2 separate regions of the Mus musculus genome follow, and region 2 is linked to region 1. A link is a loop called in an ENCODE intact Hi-C map of the cell type or tissue named here. Cell type or tissue: heart. All regions are shown on one strand. Each heading gives the region's core, and the rest is flanking DNA. Links, peaks and the distances in the headings are about the cores only.

Region 1 (9,699 bases), core at 1,058-9,057:
AAGCACCCACTCTTCTGTTCTTGGCAATCCGTCCCTCATCTCCTCTGTGCTCTTCAGCTGGACAACCGTTGCCCTGATTTGGAACTCTAGCTTCTCTGGGGCGCTCGCTACATGGCATCGTTTATCTCCAAGACCTTCTCTTGGTTTCCCCTCCCCTCTCCACTTGCCAGTCACAGATCTTCCTGAAGCATAACGAAGTGTCCCATCCTCAGACTCTAGCCCCTTCAAGCGTTGTCACTGCCTCAGAATGACATGCTGGGTCCTTGGCTGGCTGACTGGCTGATCCATCCTTCAGGTGCCACAGTTCCACTCTCCACACTTAAGTCCCCCTCACTGTGACTTCCACTTTCCCTACCAGACACATGCCAGAACCAATACTGAAAACACCTGAGCCCCAAGCCACGGATCCCAGGGGTTCCAAAGGCTTGCAGCTCCCTTGTCTGCTCCTAGCCAGGCTACAGACATACCACTATGTGTGGCCAGGCTTGTCTGACGTGCCAGCCACCCTCATCTCCAGTGGACTATGTGCTTCTTAAAAGTGGGGTACGAACAAAATGGGGTCATATTTGTTCTGTCCTTGGCATAATGCCTGGCACAAAGAAGTGCCTGAGTAGATGACTGTCCAAAACTTAATTCAGGTGAGGTGTGACAGCACATACCAGTAATGCCAGCACTCAGGTCTCCACGTTCCAGCAACCTAAGCTACATAGTATGACCCTGCCTCCCAAATAAATACAAATAATTTAAAAAGCTCAATTCAGGGGGAATGTAGAGATTGGCTCAGCAGGTAAGAGCACTGACTGCTCTACTGAAGGTCCTGAGTTTAAATCCCAGCAACCACATGGTGGCTCACAACCACCTGTAATGAGATCTGACGCCTTCTTCTGCTGTGTCTGAAGACAGCTACAGTGTACTTAATTATAATAATAAATCTTTAAAAAAAAAAAGCTTTTTTCAAATGGACTGAAAATACCCAGAAGAAACAGAGCCTTAAAATAGAAGTCTAAGCAGGCATGGTAGTGCACACCATTAACACCAGCACATACTGTGTATGAGACATACTGAATTGAAGGCCACTTTAGGCTACATAAACAAACCCTGTATAAAAAAGAAACCAGAGTTTGGTACCACACATTTTTAGTCCCAGCAAAGGTAGGCAGATCTCTCTGAGTTCAAGCCTGGTCTACAAAGCAAGTACCAGGACAGCCAAAGCTATACAAGAAAACCTTGTCTCAAGTAAATAAATAAATAAATAAATAAATAAATAAATCTGACTGCATAATATTTCTTTAGCAATGCAGATGAATTTCTATGAGTTAAAGCCATCGTGGTCTACATAATGAAACTCTGTCTCAAAAAAAAACAGATTTTGGGGGCTGGAGAGATGGCTCAGTGGTTAAGAGCACCGACTGTTCTTCTGGAGGTCCTGAGTTCAAATCCCAGCAACCACATGGTGGCTCACAACCATCTGTAATGGGATCTGATGCTCTCTCATCTGGTGTGTCTGAAGAGAGCAACAGTGTACTTACATACATAAAGTAAATAAATACATTTTTAAAAAGTTTTTCATGTGCTTATTTTTTATGTGCACTGTGTTTTGCCTGCATACATGTCCTGTGCACCACATTTGTGCAGCAGCCACAACTGGCCCAGAACTCAAGACCCTGCTGTGTCAGGCTCCCAACTGCAACCACAACCAGCGTCTTCTTTTCCAGAGAAAGAAGCTAAGGGTCAAAGAAATTAGTGCCCCAGCCGTGACGGGCAGGGAAGAAACCAAGCCTTTCCCACTGCCTCCTGCCCACACTATGGAGACAACACCCAAGAGCTTCTCCCAGCCCTTACCTGTCAGCCTGCACCACGCTGCCTGGTGAGCTCACAAGCGCCTCAGGAGGAGTCTCAGGAGGTGTCCCCCTCTTCACCAGAGCCAGCACACTTACTGTTGGGGGCAACCAGCTGGATGGTCTCCTAGAGGGAAGAATGCAGGTCACCAAAGCCAAACCACCCCAGAAGAAGGACCCAAGAATCCTCCAAGTGGCACACAGGGGAACATCAGAGCCGAGGGCAGAGTGGCAGCTATAAGGTCTATGGATTGATCCATCAGGGTCTACATAGGTGTGGAGTCAGAGCCAAAGTCCCCAGACGTCACTGAGGAGGCTCCACGGGGGTCAGAGATATCTTTTTTTTCTTCTTCTAAAGAGTGAGATAAATATTTTCAGCTCTAAAAGCCAAGCTGTGAAATCAAGAACTTTGGTTTGGTTTGGTTTTTTGTTTTTCAAGGCAGGGTTTCTCTGTGTAGCCTTGGCTGTCTTGGAACTCACTCTATAGACCAGGCTGGCTTCATACTCAGACATCTGCCGGCCTCTGCCTTCAATAGGATTAAAGGCGTGTGCCTCCACCGCCTGGCTAGAGAAGACCTCATTCTTAAATCAAGGTCGAACTGTAAGGAAGTGAAGGAGTTAGCTGAATGGGTGGTTGGGGTAGTAGCTTTCTAGAGAGAGGGACTGTTCCTCTATGAAGGTCTGTTCCTGGTATGTTTCAGAAGCAGCCAATGTGATGTTCGGTCAAAAAAAAAAAAAATTAAAAGGCGTCACCACCACCACTCAGCTTGAAATCAGGAACTGCATGTAGCCACTAAAATGTAATCATTTGTGAATGTAACCATTAAAGCCCATGGCTACAAAAACCAACCGCCTGCCTATTATTGAAAGGATCCTGAATGACTGGCCACTGGGGGGCGCTGATGATACCGGAAGGTCAGAAAAGGGACAAAACGCACGTGTGTACATACCTAGACTTGAAGGCGCCACTCTCAGTTTCTGAGGGGCACCCAGGCACACCAAATAGCCGCCCCAACCACACGCTTCTGCCTGGTGTGGTTTGTTCCGTGGGCGGAGGTGCCTCCTGTGCCGCCTCAGCTGTAGTTCCATGACGCCTGGGTCCCCACCGGAGAAGAGGGAAGCCCTCAGTGCCTCCAGAGGCATAGACCCGAGAAGCCTGGGTCAGCTGATCCCACCAACTGCCTGCTGGAGGGCGTGCTGAAGGGGTTGAAGAGTCTGTAGTGCTCTCCCCTGAAGTCCCTCGGAGACTCTGAGCCAAACGTTCCCCCCAGTGCAGCACAGCCTGCATAGTCTGCTGGAGGGCGGGAGGGGGGCATGAAGGGGCAGGAGCCTGCTGCAGGCCCACGGGTAGGTGGTGGTGGTGCTCAAAGAGCAGGTCCAGGTGGAAGGTGAGCACCGACAGTGGCTGCAGCAGAAGCAGCAGCTCTGTAGCCAGGGATGGACAGCTACCACGAGCCAGGGAGAAGAATCCGGTGGGCAGATACAAGAGGGACAGTAGGCCTGGAAAAGAGCAGCCAACATCAGCCCCGGACCAGCTCCTGCACCAATTCCAGTGTCCGCAAACATCTTTCAGACCTCTCACTCTGGGTACCCAACGGAGGCCAGAGGAGTTGGGCTACAGGACTGACAGTTATCTCTCTGCCCGTGTGGAACCATTGCCTCCGGAGGGAGACTTGTCCAGTTAGTGCTGTTAACTGAGACATTGTATAGGCTAGAAAGGGAAAGGCCTGGGAACACACACAGGGGTGGGGACCTGCCTTTCAGGGTAGAGCTGGACTCTTGCTGAGGAAGAGACCCACAGGAGAATTGAAAGCTATGAGGAAGCAAGAAGGGGAAGGGACCTATTCCAGGTGTAGGGAATAAGAGATGGCCCCAAGGCAAGGAAGACCTCAAGTGGAAAAATATGAAGGGCTACAGAGCCTGGGCTGAGTCTCTTCTCATACTCTTCCCCTAGATGTGTATTCTGACCTCACAGAAAGCCTGTCCTCTCCTTGCCCCGCAGTACCATGCCCTCCCGTCCCAGCTTCTGACCTGCATCCTCCTGGAGGCTGGAAAACCACAGTTCCAACTGTTTGGTGCTGGAGGAGAGAGGAGAGGTGGTAAATTCAGGGAAGAGGTGGAGAATGAGGGCGAGGGGAGGTCTCTAGAAACAGCTTCCACTACTGTGTCCTAGCCATGATATGCTGGTGCTTCCGAAGTCAGCAGAGCAGTGGGGGAAGGGCCACACTCACTTGAGGAGGCCCAGGATGAAGGCGTGGAAGCGGCTGCGGCTGCTACTCAGAGGGGCCAGTCGGCTGACCTGGCTGTACAGAGATCCCATCGAATGTGTGCAGGAACCTGAGGATGGGGGCAAGGGTCAGCCAGGTCCGGGCCCTGCTCCCGTCGGATCCCACTCCCTTGTGGCTCACCTGGTTTCACAGATGCCTCCACCACACTCCAAGGGCTGCTCCTCCGCTGTCCAGTGATGAGGTCCTTCCGGAATGGCTTCAGCCCATCAGCCACCAAAGCATGGAGGGCCGGGCAGAGGGTGGTCAATACCAGATGCCCCACATCTGGGCTCAGTCGGCTATCCCCCAATTGAGCCTGGGAACAGCGCGTAATGTGCAAAGTGCAAAGCAAGAGGGTCCAGAGGCGTGGCTAGCCAAGTGTTCCGGAGTCTTTCCACTTCCCCCTCACTACATTAAATCTTCCAACATCCTCCCTCAAACCAACTCACCTTCTGAACCAAGTTCCTAGCAGCCCCAAAATGCGAGATGATTTTGTCCACTGAAGCGCTGACAGCTATCAGGAGACCTGGGTGGAGATGGAAGGAAGACACATCAAAGCCCCTGGTTTCAACCGGGGTTTGGGGTGGATAGCTATAAACCAAGGCTCATTCAGAAGGCGGGAAGGGTAACTACCTTTCTTCTGCTCCTGCAGCTGGCCAGTCCCACTCTGGGCTTCTGCCATCCACAGCCGCTGAGCCCCGGGAACACCGGCAAACGACCAGGAACTGCGCACTAAGTGACAGAAGAAGGACGCGATGACGCTTATTTGCCAAGGGTTACACAGAGGACGTCGGCTCCCTTGGTTTCATAGTTTGAGAGTCAGGGGGAAAGAAAGAACATAGCCACTTAGGGCGTAGAGCAAACCCCGGCCCTCGCCGCCCCCACCTCAGTTCCCATTGCCCTTCCTCTCTGGTTAGTCGGGGAGCCACACCGACCAGCTAGCTGGGCCTTTAAGAAGGAAGATGACTGGGCGAGGAAACCGAGGGCTGCACCCACACCGAGCACGTGGGAGCCTCGACCAATGAAAAGACAGACAGACGGGAAAGGGTGGGGAGTCTTGGAGAACCCACGTAGTCACCTTGCACCTTGTCAATGCTAGGCTCTAGCTTCACCCTACTTGCGGCGGGGCTAATGGAGGGGATGTGGCTAGAATCTCCTGGGAGGGGACAATAGGTCCAAACCACCGAGGCCAAGAACTTCCCTAGCGGAGGAATTCCACAGAGGGTGTGACTCCAGGTCCCTAACAATGGACCTCTTAAGCTGGGCAGACCAGGTGGAGCCCGCTGTGCAGCGAGGGGAGCAGTCACGCTCCTCACCCCCAGCAAGGCCAGGCTCCCCGGGACTAATGAGCCCGCTAGGAGCCTGCACCTAGCCAGGCACCCCCAGATAAAGGTTGGCCCAGTACTGGAAGGACAGCGAGCCGAGGCGCGGCCCGCGGGGCTGGCCCGGGTCCGTCTTACGTTGCCTGGGCGGAGGTGGTGGCCTTCTGGTCCAGCGAGGGGCGGTCGGCGGACACGGTGGTGTTGGCAGCGGGGGGGCGGGAACCTGGCGGGGTAGGGGCGCCGCGGCGGGGAAGGTGCTACTTCTGGGAAAGAGCGGGGATAGCAGCAGTGCCAGTTCGGGGCTGGCCAGGCAAGGCAAGGCCCCCCGAGTGGGAGGAGAATAAGCTCCCACTGGGGATAGGCGCACAGGCAGGAGCTGCTCCTCCGGGGGACTCGCTGCCCCCAGCAGCCGGAGCCGGGAATTGGACCACCCGGTCAGAGGCGTAAAGAGCAGGGACCCGGGTGCGCCCGCGCCCCCACCCTCCAACAGGGGGCGCCCGTCGGCCGAGAACCGGAAAACCGGGGGCCGAGGGAATAGCGAGGGACCGGCTGCAGGCGGGATTGGCGGGGCCAGGTGCAGAGGGGGAGGGCAGTGCGGCCGGCAGCCAGGCAAGGAGGGGCGGGAAAGAGAGGAGCAAAGAGTTAGTCCCTTCACTCCAAGATCCACCCAGTTTCCCTTTCCCAGAGCGCGCCCTGGAGATGGGGCGGGAAGGACACTGCAGAAGGAGGGGACCAGGGGCGGGCTCAGGACCCGCCCTCCTGCGGGTCCGCGCTTCTTACCCACGGCGTGCGCGCGCGGTTCCTCCGGCTCCTGCGAGGCGGATGCCTCCTCACCAGCCCGGGGGCTGGCCGCCCTGCCCTCCTCCGACAGCCCCTCTGCAATAGGCTGCAGCCCAAGTCGATTTTTCTTCCTCCGCGGAGGGACGGGTGGGGGAGGCGGTCGAGGCGGGACCAAAGCCCACCCAGCCGGGGGGTCCCGGGGCGGGACTGGCGGAGGCTGGGCTCGGCTTCTCGACCGGAGTTCCTTGAAGGTGGTGACTTCTCGGGGAGGTGCCAAAGAACCTCCCAAGGACCCAGTCGGCGGGAGCTCAGTGTCGGGCGAGAAGACTATGAGCCAGTCGCTGCGATCTTTCTTGGCCTGCGGCACAAGGGGCAGCCCTGGACCCCGCTTGCGCTTCTGGGCCAGCTCATGGAAGGACGTGATTGTCCGATGGGGCACCGGCTCCTGGCTGACGTCACCTCTCCATCCCCCATCAGTTTTCCCTGCATCTATTTTCGAACCAGAATTGGTGTTCAAACAAGAAGCCAATTTCCCAGATTCCGTTTTTAAGCTCGAGTTTGTATTTTCGTCTGTTTTCCGACCAGAGTCACTGTCCTCGATGGTTTTCCACCCAGCTTCAGTTTTCTCTGTGTCAATTTTCCAAATGGGGTTAATTTTCCAACTGGGCTCTGCTTTCCCTGCGTCGATTCTCCCATCTTCGGTCTCTGAGAGCTCAGAGGTAGCAAGATCCTGTTCCCCACTGTCTTCCTCTTCCTCCAAGCCTGGGGAAGGTAGGTCCTGGCAGGTGGTCAGGGCGTTGCAGTTCGAGTCCAGGTCAGGTCCAGGTGGAGAAGATATTCCAGAGCAAGAATCAGGAGAGCAACAGAAACTGTCTGGAGAGCAGGTGCTAGGGCCCGCTGGAGCCAGAGGAGAGCCCAGCTCCAAGGTGCTAGGCTGAGGGTTTGCATCCTCATTACCAGGCAGGTCTCGCGAGTAGACTGACACTGGAGACTCATCAGGGCTAAGGTCTGAGCAGGAGCTGAGAGAGGAAGAGCATCCTGGATCTGAAGGGGAAACAGCCTCTTCCTCCTGGGAAGGGTCCTGCTGATTTTCTATGCTGGACCCGTGCTCCTGGCAGCATCTACAGGGCACAGCTGGACTGTTGGAGTTGGCATCCACAAGGGTCCCGCTGCAGGGCCCCCTGCTTTCCTTGCCCCCGGTGTCTCCCGGGGGCGGGGGTGTGCTCAGAGGCCCCTCTCGTAGTTCAGGACGGCGGGACAAGTGCAGGCCTAGGGAGACATGCTGGAGATGGATGTGATTGAGGTTGCAGAGTAAAGCCCGCTGAGGGGACAGCATGGTGCCGAGGGAGGACGACGTATGGCTTTCAGAGAACCAAGAGGATCCAGCGTCTCACATCCACCTACCTGACAGTGTAGATGCAGACCTAGAAAACAGGGGTGGTTGAAACCTAGATCACGGGTAAGGGCACTGGAGGTGACTGAGGACTAGAACAGGCCTGGGAAGGATCTGGCTGCTTTGGGAGATATTTAAATGAGATTCAAATCACCACGGACAGGCCATTAGTTCCCACTGCAGTATTTGCAGGTGGAGCTGAACATAACCTCCAGGGAACGGAGAAAGGAGGGTCATCAGAGAATGCAGTTGTACTCTGATCTTTGTGGGGCTGCGAAGCTTGAAAAAAGAGTGGGGCCCAGAATATGGGGGTGCGATGCTTGAAAAAGAATAGGGCCCAGAATACACCGATTCTTCCTAATCAAGCTCTGTCCTCCAGCCTAACCCTGGGAGGAAGGGGACCCCGCCCGGATGCTCTAGTGAGGTGGATGGTGGGGAACAAGACGAAGGGTTTGGTTTGTTAACGCAGGAGAGGGGTCTGGGCTGGAGCAAGGGGAAGCATTCTGCTGTCAGCTCTGCATCTGTCCCAGTCCCTGTTCAGCTCTAGCCTTCCTCCTGTGTCCTCACCCACCGCAACGCCAAGATTTGTCCATTCACTCTGTGTCGTCTCCCATCACCCAGCCATCGCCCGTTTCTTTATTCTTTTAACTGCTCCTCTCCTGTGCTATCAATCCATCCATCCATCCATGCATCTATCCATCCATCCATCCGCACCCTCAGACCGAGCCCTCCTCACCGCAGTCCTCCTGGAATCGCTCCGGCCTTGGGCTCGTCTGCGTCCCCGCCCAGCAGGGAACAGAGCGGAGGGGAGGGGCACCGGCAAAACCCACTGTGGCTGCGCAGCCGCACCCCTTCACGCATGGGCGTGGCATAGCTCAGGACCGCCCCTCAACCCCCACGCAACACTTGACGTTGTGCCTATGTCACCCATCTACAAAGCAGACGCTTTGGGTCTCAAGGAATGCTTTTGCCAACCTGGATTCCAAGCTGCCCTCTCCCACCCCTGCATTCTGGATAAAGCTGAACTCCTGACTGCCACAAGAATAAAACCACAGGATGTTGAACAATAATTTATTGAGACCCCCTCCCTCCCAGCCTCTCCAATTCCGGGGTCACTTTCTCCGTTTGTAGATCTTGTTTGCAAGTTCCATGAAGATGGATGGGGGCAGGGGCGCAGAGCACTGCTCTATGAGACTCTTGAGGCGGTTGTAACTGTCTTCCTCATACTTGAAGAAAGCAGACTGCAGATCCAGCGCCTCATACAGTGCTTTCACCCGAGCCACTTTTTCTGGGTCCTTCTGCCCATAATTCTCCTGGAAGCACGAAAACAGCTTTACTTGGCTGGGTCCAAAGGCCCTCACAACTCATTCATTCACTCCAGACACTGGCAAAACTCTCCTCTCTGGGGATCCAAGATACCAAGCATTGCCTCCCGAGCCCAAAGTTCAGGTATTGGCTCTGGATTCTACTTCCTCTAGGGTTTCCCAGCCTTGACACGGCTGAGTTATTGGGCAGCATGCGTTGTCTGGCACTATCCAAAACCTTCCCGGTTCTGCCTGCTAGCCACCTTCAGCACAAACATCAAACTGCACTTAGTTGCCCAATGTCTCCTGGACAGCAAAATCACCCTGCTTTCCTAACCACCCCTCCTCCATCCCCTTAGCAAAGGGACATGCCACTCCCAGGCCCCACTCGAGCACCTCTAAGATCTGGCGCTGTTGAGGAGAGGCTCGTAGCAGACACTGAACCACCAGCCAGCTGCATTTGTTGTCCTGGATGTCAGTGCCGACCTTTCCCGTCACACTGGGGTCTCCAAAGAGATCAAGGTAGTCGTCCTAGGCAGCAGGCATAAAGGAGAGATGAGGAGGTCCCCAGGCCGGGAAAGAGAAAATATGCACTCTGGGCTGCAGGACCTGCCTACCTGGACCTGGAAGAACTCGCCCATCTCCATCAGGATCTTCAGGGCATTGGCGTGTTCCTTCTCCCCATCAATGCCTGCCTGTAGGAGACAGGGTAGGCAGCATGACCACACATCTTCCCCTGGGAGCTGCAGCCATTACGGTTCCACTTTCAACTTCAACTTCTTACAAAATGAAACG
Region 2 (9,699 bases), core at 911-8,910, 130 kb after region 1:
GGCCTCTGAGAGCATCCTGCCTAAGCACCCTAGTTTACAAGTAAGGAACTGTAGTTGGTGAGCTGCCTTAGCAGGTAACTGTCCTTGCTGTCAGGCTCAATGACAAGAGTTGCATTGCAGGAGGCCACATAGCAGAAGGAAAGGACTTAGTCTACCAAGCTGTCCAAGGACCTCCCCAAGTGTGCCACGGCATGTGCTCACACACACACACACACCCCAAAGCAAGAGAAATAAATGCTTACAAAACAAATAGTTCATTACTTTGAGAAGTTAAATCACCTGTCCAACGTCATAGTCAATGACAGAATAACAGAGCCAAGGCCTCTACTCTCTCGTAATTCTTAATCATCCAAACCTGGCACGAAGCTTTGTCCATCCTGAGTCCTGTATCTAGCATAACTTAGCACTTGAGAAGAGAAATAGTCCTTAGAAATCTTTGTGGTTTTTTTCTCTCTCTCTCTCTCCCCCGACTTTTACTCCTTTCTTTGACAGTTCTGGCCTGGAACTCACTCTATAGAGCAGGCTGACTTTCAACTACAGAGATCTGCCTGCCTCTGCCTTCTAGGTGTTCAGATTAAAGATGTGTGCCACCACTGCCCAGTGACTTTTTTCTTTTTTGAGAGGGGTTCTTATGTCTTCCAGGCTGGCCCCAAACACACTATGTAGCCAAAGATGATTTTAAATTTCTGATCATCCCACTTCTACCAAGTGCTGGGATTATATGCGTGTACCACCATGACGGTTTATATTAGAAATTCCTTTCAGGTCTACCCGGAAACCAACTGCTGTTCTCTACTCTTCTTTATTTTCCATGTGTCATCAGCCTGTGTATTTCTCTTCCTCCCTGCCCATTTGATTTCTCCGCTTATCCCACCCCACAGCCCCTTAAGTTCACTATCTGGCCAACTGCTTGTCACAGTCACACTGCATCCCCCATGCTGCTCCTCCCTGCTCTGGATCACACTGCTCTTGCCTGGCCTGTGTCTGGTGGCCAATAAATAAGTTACACTTCACGGACTGGATTTCCTCCATTGTCAGCCCCCACTCAAGTCACCTACCTCTTTACGAAGATGGGTGATGATCTTGTGTGGCACTGTAATGACTTTCCCATCACTGGTTCGAAGAGCAGGCAGAGTTCCTGATATTGAGAAAGAAGTATACTCACAGGGTCCAGCTTGCCTAGTCATACTCATTTGCATTGCATTCCTGTCCCCTGCTCCTCCCCTGGCACATTCCTGTCCCTCAGGGATACCTGAAGGGCTCTGCCAAGGATTGCTGGTCTTGTGTATCTTCAGTGGGGCGCCTGTAAATCTGGTATAGGTCTGCAGGGAAGGAAGCAGACGGTAGAGAGGCCAGGGTATGGCTTCATAAAGAAACCAAGAAAAGAATCCGTGACTCAGTAAATTATGTTCTATGGTCTATACTTTTATACCAAAAGGAGAGGCGGAAAGAGGGTGTCATTCCTATTTACAAATGGGCAAACTAGACCAGACAGTTCATGGACATGTTTATATGTCCATTTCCAAGATTAAACATTAGGAAAAGATTTCTACCCTTATGCCATCTACACTGTAAAGCCTATTCACAAAAGCTTTTCCTAATTAACTTCCCTCTTCCTGGAAGTACTGATTTACTTTGACAGTCTCTGTATTCTGTTTCTACTTTACATCAATACACGTGATCGTTTCATTATTTGCTTACATGTTTGCCTTTCTGTTAACAATTTCAATACAAGGGTCAAAATCGTATTGCAAGGGAATGTTTTTTACTCTAAGAGGCATAATAAATGTTTTTTGCAATCCCGAAGACGTTGAATGAAGAGAAGCAAGTCTGCCTAGTTCTAAAGGTCTTCCTACACAGTCTGGCTGTGGGGCTGTCTGGTCTACGAAAACGAGATTCAATGGATTCATAGCGGAAAAAGAAGAGATCGTCCAGAAGGGGTTATCCCAAGGTCACCCAGCCAATAAATGGATAGGCAAGGTCTAAACCCATCTTCTGAAGCCCTGACCAAGCCTACTTCCACTGCTACACAAATCGATCCTAGGAAATCCGGACGTAAGGCGCGGAGCCCACATCGGCCTTCGACTGCCTCAGTTTCTCTCAAGACGCATGCGTCTCGGTTCTCGGCAAAGCTCGAGCACCCACTCCGGCTCTCCAGAGATCAGAGGACAGGTGCATGAGCCCTCACCAGCACGGCCAGACTATCCAGGTCCACCGACGGCAATCCCCAGCCCCCTGACCAGCAGAACAGCTCCATGGGCGCCGCCATCTTGTACGCTCTCTGACCCGGAAGCACCTTCTCGTATGCGTCGGCCTTCTCTCGCCAGGAACCGCCCCTGGTCCCCGCCTCCCTGGCCGCCGGGGCTTTGGGGTCTGGGGAGGCGTGGCTCTTGGCGGCCTGAGCCGCGGCGGGGCTGTGAGAGGTGGGGCATCGGCCTTCTGGGGAGCGCCGCGGGCTCGTCCTGAGGCGGCCCCCGTAAGGGAGCAGGGCCGCCGTCCAGACGCGCTTGGGACTTTCGCGGCGCCTCTGCCGAGCGTAGCCACGAACCGCCGGCGACACGGAGGGCTTGGGAGAGGGGCATCTGGTGCGGCTTGTCGGTCTCTGGGGGCACTTGCCAAACTGCACATGGCCCCGACAACCCCGGGCCCTCTCAGGTCTCAGCCCTGAGCGGACGCCGCGGGGGGGTCCCCCGAGCCGCATGTTTTCCACTGCGCGTTATGTTTGGAGAGGGCCTCGCGCTGCCTGTCGCCATGGAAACAAAACAGGGGCGGTGGCGGCGCCCGAGCTGAGGCCCGGCTGGGGCCTGAGTGGGGGAAGGGGAGGTGCGGCTCGCGGGCAGTTGCCTTCGTAACGGGAACTCCTGGTCGGTCCCCAGCTCCCCTCGGGTTCACCCCGGACAGGGCCATCCCGCGGTATCCAGTGTTCCCCAGTCCCATCCTCGCTCCTGTCTTCTAGTTTATGGCTCTAGCCTCTGGTGATGCTTTCCCCTTTCTGATGTCTTAGAAAGCCATCAAGTTCTCGTCGGTGCTTCCAGATTTCTATTTTCCCAAGAGTGAGGGGAAATGGAGGAATGGGCACATGTCAGGGACGCAACACACCGTAATAAAAAAATTTTTTTTTTTTTTGCTGTGCCACATCAATAAGCCTCGTGTCGTACGTAGTCTTCTAGGCACTGTAGCAAAGGATGGTCCACTGACATCCATTTCCGCCAACCGTGAAATAATGCCTAGAACCTAGAATTGCCCAAGGCAGGGGATTCTGACTTTTCCAACCACTGCTTGCAGAGAACAGTAGCATTTGGTAGCGCTGTTAAGTTGAAAGCTCCCAAGAACCAGATGTCAGGCTAAAGGGAAGCATCTTTGAGGAAAATCATTATGGTGGAGCAGGAGGCAAGGAAAGCTCTGGGACTCTTTCCCAGTGCCTCTGGTTTCGGGAGCCGGTGATGCCTCCAAGGTGATTGGCAGCTCTTTGTTTCAACCCCCCCCCCTACCCGCCTGCTCCCCCCCAACCCCCCAGCTCGCTCCTCAGTCCCTCCGCCCCCCTCCTGCTCCTGCTCTCCGCCTAGTCTTTTTCCCTCCCAGTCGCCTTGCCTGCCAGGGGTAGTGAACCGGCTAAGCGGCATGGAGAAGCCGGAACTTTGGGGTGTCCTGGCTCTCCTCCTCCTCTGCTCTTACACGTGTGGCAGTCAGGACCTTCAGGGTAAGCCTGCATTCATCCCCCTTGACACCTCTTTGTCTCCTTTCTTTTGCCCCCAGGCAAATAACAGACCACATGTGAGTTTGAGAGAGAGGGAAGAGTCCTGAAATGGGTTGGAGAGAAAAGTTAACACTGCGAAGAGTGAAGGGTTGGTGATAATGTAGGAGGGGTGGGCACCAGAGTGGTGGGTGAGTGCAGATTGGTGCAGTGTCAGGCACTGAGACCAGGATGGATCCAGGAGGACTCCACGACAGAGTTAGTCTCAGAGCATCAACAGGATAGTCTGGGCAAGCAGCTTGATTGATGGTGACTGCACGGTGGGGGACCCTGGGCTTGGTTCCCCCCCCCTTTACTCTGGCTCTTGGTTTCTAAAAGATAGGGCGGGGGTGGGGATTGGGCAGCTTGAACTCTCCCGGAGGTCTGGTGGGGGGATGGCCCATGGGTGGTGTAGGAGAGGTGGTAGGAGCAGATGACACAAGCAAAGATTCTTTACTGGCTGGAAGGGAAACCACAGATTGGCCAGGACACAGGAGGAAGAGATGCTGGCTGGGTCCTACATTCCCAGGGGGGAAAGACTAAACAGCGATGGGAGGGTCAGAGCGCTTTGTGGACGGCTGTAAGATGTGTGTGATGAGCCCCTGGGATGGGAGGACCGGCCCCAGGGTTTGGAGTGTGCTAAACCCAGCAATGGAGAGATGGTACTCCTGGTTCCTGAGTTGTGGGCACCAGGTGCCACTCCAGACTCTAGTCAGCAATGTCTCCCTTGCGCCACCTGGTGGGACATAGGAAGTTTGCGAGTGGCTTTGGTATTTGTAAGTGGGCTCTAAGCCTATAGGTTCCCAAGGCTTTGGAAGCAATAGAAGGTGCTGGGAGGGAAGCATTGCCTTGATAACAAAAAAAGGGCCAATGGTTTTGTTTTTAGAGATAGGGTCTTGTAGCCTGGTCTAAAGTAGCGGAGGCTGCCTGATTGCTTGAGGCAGTCCTCTCAGCCTGAGGCTACAGGCATGTACCAGCATCCCTAAAGAGTTTGAGTTTTGAGGATGCAGTTCAGAGGTAGGAAGATGATAATTAGGGATGCCTCAGCCGGGCGTGGTGGGGCACGCCTTTAATCCCAGCACTCAGGAGGCAGAGGCAGGCGGATTTCTGAGTTCGAGGCCAGCCTGGTCTACAGAGTGTGTTCCAGGACAGCCAGGGCTACAGAAAATCCTTGTCTCAAAAAAAAAAAAAAAAAAAAAAAAAAAAAAAAAAAAAACAAACATAAAAAAAAGGGATGCCTCACCTCTGAGAGCTCAGGAGAGAGGGCAGGCCTACCTCAGACTCCAACCACTTCCTCTAATTTTTAAATCCCTATCTGGCCAGTAATTGACCTGCTGACAGTGGGCGAATCCAGGCAGATGGTAGCTGTGGCAGAGAAGATTCGGACAGCTTTACTCACTGCTGGGGATATCTACCTCTTGTCCACTTTCCGCCTCCCTCCAAAGCAAGGTGGTGTCCTCTTTGGCCTCTACTCTCGCCAAGACAACACACGATGGCTGGAGGCCTCTGTTGTGGGCAAGATCAACAAAGGTGACTGGTGGGCACCCCTTTCCAGCATCAATGACCCCTTGAGCAGTCTCCCTCATGCCCTCTCCCAGGTGCCTCTTTATTCTCCATGACCTCTACTAGGGCTACTGGTATGGAGGAACTCAAACAGTTGGGTCAGGCTGGTATTTATAGGGATGGATGGCAGGTTGTAGGCTGGGATGCTCAGGGAGGGTGAGACAGCTCTGTGTCCCAGCAATGACTGTACCACTCAGATCTTTGCTAAAGTTCAGTGGGTACAGATCTAGTTGCCACCTTGGGAAAGGATAGTCTCCTAGACATGGAGAATAAGGTCATCTAAGGCCAATTTGAAAAGCATTCATTTACTACTTTCATTGTTTATACATTTATTTACTTTTCAAGATAGGGTTTCTCCATGTAGCTCCAGCCTGCAACTCAGAGATCCACATGCCTGGTCCTGTGAGTGCTTGTCACATCAACGCCTGGCTGAAAAGCATTTATTGTGCACCTGTTACATACAAGGTGTTGAGAGTTACACATTAGGAATTAACCTAATTTGTAGTTTCTCTCTGAGCTGTCATGCCACACGCCTTTAATTCCAGGCAGATGGAGGCAGTGGCAGGCAGATCTCTGAGTCTGAGGCCAGCTTGTTCCTCAGAGTGAGTTCCAGTATACTCAGAGCTACACAGATAAACCTGTCTCAAAAAAAACAAAGAGACAGACAGCCATGGGGTGGCATATTGGTATATAGAAGAGATGATGGAAGTCAGTTGGAACATGGGGTGGGGCTAGTGCACATACTGACCTCCAATCCTGGGCAGTGCTGGTGCGGTACCAGCGGGAAGATGGCAAAGTCCATGCAGTGAACCTACAGCAAGCAGGCCTGGCTGATGGGCGCACACACACGGCTCTCCTGCGACTCCGAGGACCTTCTCGACCCAGCCCTGGCCTGCAGCTGTATGTGGACTGTAAACTGGGTGACCAACATGCTGGCCTTCCAGCACTGGCCCCGATCCCTCCAGCAGAGGTCAGTGGACTGGAGATTAGAACTGGACAAAAGGCTTATCTGAGGATGCAGGTGAGAAGGAACCTCTGGTTTGGGGAACATGGTTTGTAGCACCAAGAGGAGCTGCTCGATCTGCCTGCCTCCCTGCTGACCCCTAGGGCTTTGTGGAATCGATGAAAATTATTCTGGGTGGATCCATGGCTCGGGTAGGAGCCCTGAGTGAATGTCCATTCCAAGGAGACGACTCCATTCACAATGCAGGTAACAGATCCTTCTGACCTCCTCCCCAGTTAACACTTTCCTTTAGCTTGACCATTCCTGAAGCTTTCAACCGCCCCCCTCCCCCCAACTCCAAGTCTTTTATCCTTGACTCATGTGTAGGAGGTGTAGATCAGAAAAATAAGATCATCCAGCAGGGCTGTAACTCCGGGGAACTCTAGGGTTAAGGAGTAAGGTAATGGCTTAGTCTCAAGATTTTTGTAGTTGCTCTTGGCAACTGTCACCTACAATTGAGTGGCACCTTTAGCCAAGGACTCTCATCCTGGTCTGTGACAAGGATGCTTAGAGACTCTTACCTAAGCAAACACCCACTTCTCCCAGAGACTTGAAAGGGTTCTTGAAGGGGCAGCTTGGGGGAAGGGTTTGAAATGGAATGTACTGGGGGCCTGGACCTACTTTGGGTTGCCTCTCATTTGGAGTCCTCCTGGAACTACTATGCCTGGGAATGAAGACTTGAAATTTTTCTGGCTTCCTATAAGGCAATGCCCAGAGGGCCTTTAGCCTGATGGAAGGGGTGGCTGTGACCGAGTAAGGGGCTATGTGAAGAGTGCTTGCCTACCGTGTGCAAGGCTGTGTAGTGGATTGCCTCTGTCATGACACTCTGCACTGCTTCATCTTTCTTGAGGGTCCAGGGCTGTCCCTCTTCTAGACCCCCTTCCTTCCCACTTCCTTAGTATCTCCCACTGACTGCTCTCACTTCTCCTCTAGTGACCAGCGCACTGCAATCCATTCTAGGTGAGTCAGTTATGAAGAGGCAGTGGAGGCAAGGGTGGTCCTCTGTCATGGGTGGGGTCTAAGGTGTGGTGTGGGCTTCGGGGACAAGAGCTGACTTACAGTGCAAAGAGGGCCCAGAGTGGCTCCCCGATTCTAAGTCTCTCCATCCCCTGGTCCTTGACAGGGGAGCAGACCAAGGCATTGGTCACCCAGCTCACCCTCTTCAACCAGATCCTAGTGGAGCTTCGGGACGACATCCGAGACCAGGTTTGAGTGGGCAGGCCAAGGATGCGATTCTGGGGTGGGGTGTGACGACAGTGGCAGAGAGATGACTTCTCCTCACTCGTCAGGTGAAGGAAATGTCACTCATCCGGAACACCATCATGGAGTGTCAGGTGTGCGGTGAGTGGGAGAGGAGGGCCCCAGAGAGCACTGCTATGCTCCCCACCGTGTGGCTTCAGCTTTTCCTTCCTAGCCATCCGAAGAGTGACCCTCGAGGGTGGCTCTGACCGTGTCTACCTCCCAGGTTTCCACGAGCAGCGTTCACACTGCAGCCCCAGCCCCTGCTTCCGAGGCGTGGACTGTATGGAAGTGTATGAGTACCCGGGCTATCGCTGTGGGCCCTGCCCACCTGGCCTGCAGGGCAATGGCACCCACTGTGATGACATCAACGAGGTGAGTGATGGCGGGGCTCTCGAGGGTACAAAAAAAAATGGGTGAAAGTTGTTCAGAAGCAGAGGAATTCAGGAGAGCTCAGAGACCAGAAAGCACAGGAAGGAGGAAAAAGATAAAGGGTAGACTAGAGGGCTATGCGGTGAAGGAGCTGGGGGAGAGGTAGGGAAGTTTGAGATGGCCAGCCAGGGGAAACGGAGCACTGTGAGGTTGGGCTGAGAGAGCTGCCCAGGGACCAGGAGTGATGCTCTTAGGATCACACACAGCTGCTCACTTCCCCAGGAAAATGCCTGACGTCTGCCTTCTCATTTGGTCCCCAGTGTGCTCACGCTGACCCCTGTTTCCCGGGGTCCAGCTGCATCAACACCATGCCTGGCTTCCACTGCGAGGCCTGTCCTCCAGGGTACAAGGGCACCCGAGTGTCTGGTGTGGGCATCGACTATGCTCGAGCCAGCAAACAGGTCAGATGGTAAAGTCTGTATGGATTTGTGAAAAATGAGATGAGACTCCCCTACACCAGCTCTGGCTTTGGGTCTAAACATGCCAGTGCTCACCCATGGGCCCTGTCAGTAGTGACTTCTGTATCTGTGAGATCCCCCTCCACCCTGCCCTTTTAGGTCTGCAATGACATTGATGAATGTAATGATGGTAACAACGGAGGCTGTGACCCAAATTCCATCTGCACCAACACGGTGGTGAGTTGAATGCCCTGCTCTGCCTCTGACTGGGGAAAGGAAACCGTGTCACTCCCTCTTCAAATTTCCTCCTTCTTCCTGTCCCCCTTGGGCACCATGCAAGATGGCCAGGTTGATTCTGCCTTTTACAGTTGTGACCTTTAGCAAGTTATTTCATCATTTTGAGCCTCAGTTTCCTCATTAGAAAAATGGGGCTATTATCTGCCTTTAAAGAAAGTTGTCCTGGGGCTGGAGAGATGGCTTAGTCGTTAAGAACACTGACTGCTCTTCCAAAGGACCTGGGTTCAATTCCCAGTACCCACATGGCATCTCACACTGTAATTCCAATATCTGACAGCCTCACACAGATATACATGCAGGCAAAACACTAATGCACATAAAATTAAAAAAAAAAGTCTGTGCTGAGAACCTAAAGGAGATAGATACAGCAGGTGTAGTTCTGGGTGGCTGCCTGAGGTTCCACAGGTAGAACGAGACTCGTCCAGGCTCATCCTTTCTTAACTCCACCTCTCTACTCTTTTTTTTTTTTTTTTTTTTAAAGATTTTATTTATTTATATGAGTACATAGTCACTGTGTTCAGACACACCAGAAGAGGGCGTCAGATCTCATTACAGATGGCTGTGAGCCACCATGTGGTTGCTGGGAATTGAACTCAGGACCTCTGGAAAAGTAGTCAGTGCTCTTAACCTCTGAGCCATCTCTCCAGCCCCCACCTCTCTACTCTTAGGGGTCTTTCAAATGTGGTCCCTGCCGCCTGGGTTTCCTGGGGAACCAGAGCCAGGGCTGCGTTCCAGCAAGGACCTGCCACAGCCCTGCCCACAGCCCCTGCCACATCCACGCCCACTGTCTCTTTGAACGCAATGGCGCTGTGTCATGCCAGGTAACCTAGATTTAAGATGAGGAGGAAAAAAGGAGGGCTCTGGAGAAATGTATAAAGCTGGTGAAAATGTAGGGACTGACCTCAGTGCCTTCATGGGAAAGAGGTAAGCACAGGCTGGAGGCTTATTAATGTGGGGAACAGAGCCCAGAGCAGGGAGAGTAATGGGGCAGGGCACAGGGATGCAAGGCCCAATGGCTAACGCTGACCATATGT

What was found. A loop is a pair of places that touch in the nucleus more often than their neighbours do. Peaks named below come from ENCODE experiments on the same cell type or tissue, not always from the same donor. Only the 100,000 strongest peaks of a DNase experiment are listed, where the experiment ranks them.
Region 2: a loop joins it to region 1, with 7 times the contacts of the local background. A loop is called at or near these places in 16 of 42 quality-filtered maps.

Annotation. Positions count from the first base shown.
Region 1 is chr3:89,084,931-89,094,629 of GRCm38, forward strand. Rusc1 (RUN and SH3 domain containing 1) reads right to left here and starts at 8,433. Exons shown (of 11, transcript NM_028188.2): 1 at 8,337-8,433; 2 at 6,208-7,631; 3 at 5,566-5,976; 4 at 4,739-4,837; 5 at 4,555-4,631; 6 at 4,247-4,421; 7 at 4,070-4,175; 8 at 3,870-3,916; 9 at 2,789-3,338; 10 at 1,843-1,965. The coding sequence starts at 7,543. It overlaps Fdps (farnesyl diphosphate synthetase), which reads right to left. Exons shown (of 10, transcript NM_134469.4): 8 at 9,522-9,599; 9 at 9,301-9,435; 10 at 8,658-8,913. The coding sequence ends at 8,713. In heart, for the core only: CTCF peaks have their summits at 2,732 (motif pointing right) and 5,909 (motif pointing right); DNase peaks (open chromatin) are centred at 3,011, 5,111, 6,051, 8,441 and 3 weaker places; H3K4me3 peaks cover 5,768 bases; H3K27ac peaks cover 3,655 bases; H3K27me3 peaks cover 3,104 bases.
Region 2 is chr3:89,211,625-89,221,323 of GRCm38, forward strand. Mtx1 (metaxin 1) reads right to left here and starts at 2,283. Exons shown (of 8, transcript NM_013604.3): 1 at 2,189-2,283; 2 at 1,253-1,322; 3 at 1,059-1,138. The coding sequence starts at 2,269. It overlaps Thbs3 (thrombospondin 3), which reads left to right and starts at 3,556. Exons shown (of 23, transcript NM_013691.3): 1 at 3,556-3,700; 2 at 5,057-5,263; 3 at 6,061-6,317; 4 at 6,404-6,506; 5 at 7,233-7,259; 6 at 7,423-7,505; 7 at 7,589-7,640; 8 at 7,765-7,913; 9 at 8,231-8,371; 10 at 8,528-8,605; 11 at 9,334-9,486. The coding sequence starts at 3,622. In heart, for the core only: no CTCF peak of the experiment used is centred there; DNase peaks (open chromatin) are centred at 2,407, 2,737, 3,587 and 4,397; H3K4me3 peaks cover 3,615 bases; H3K27ac peaks cover 3,896 bases.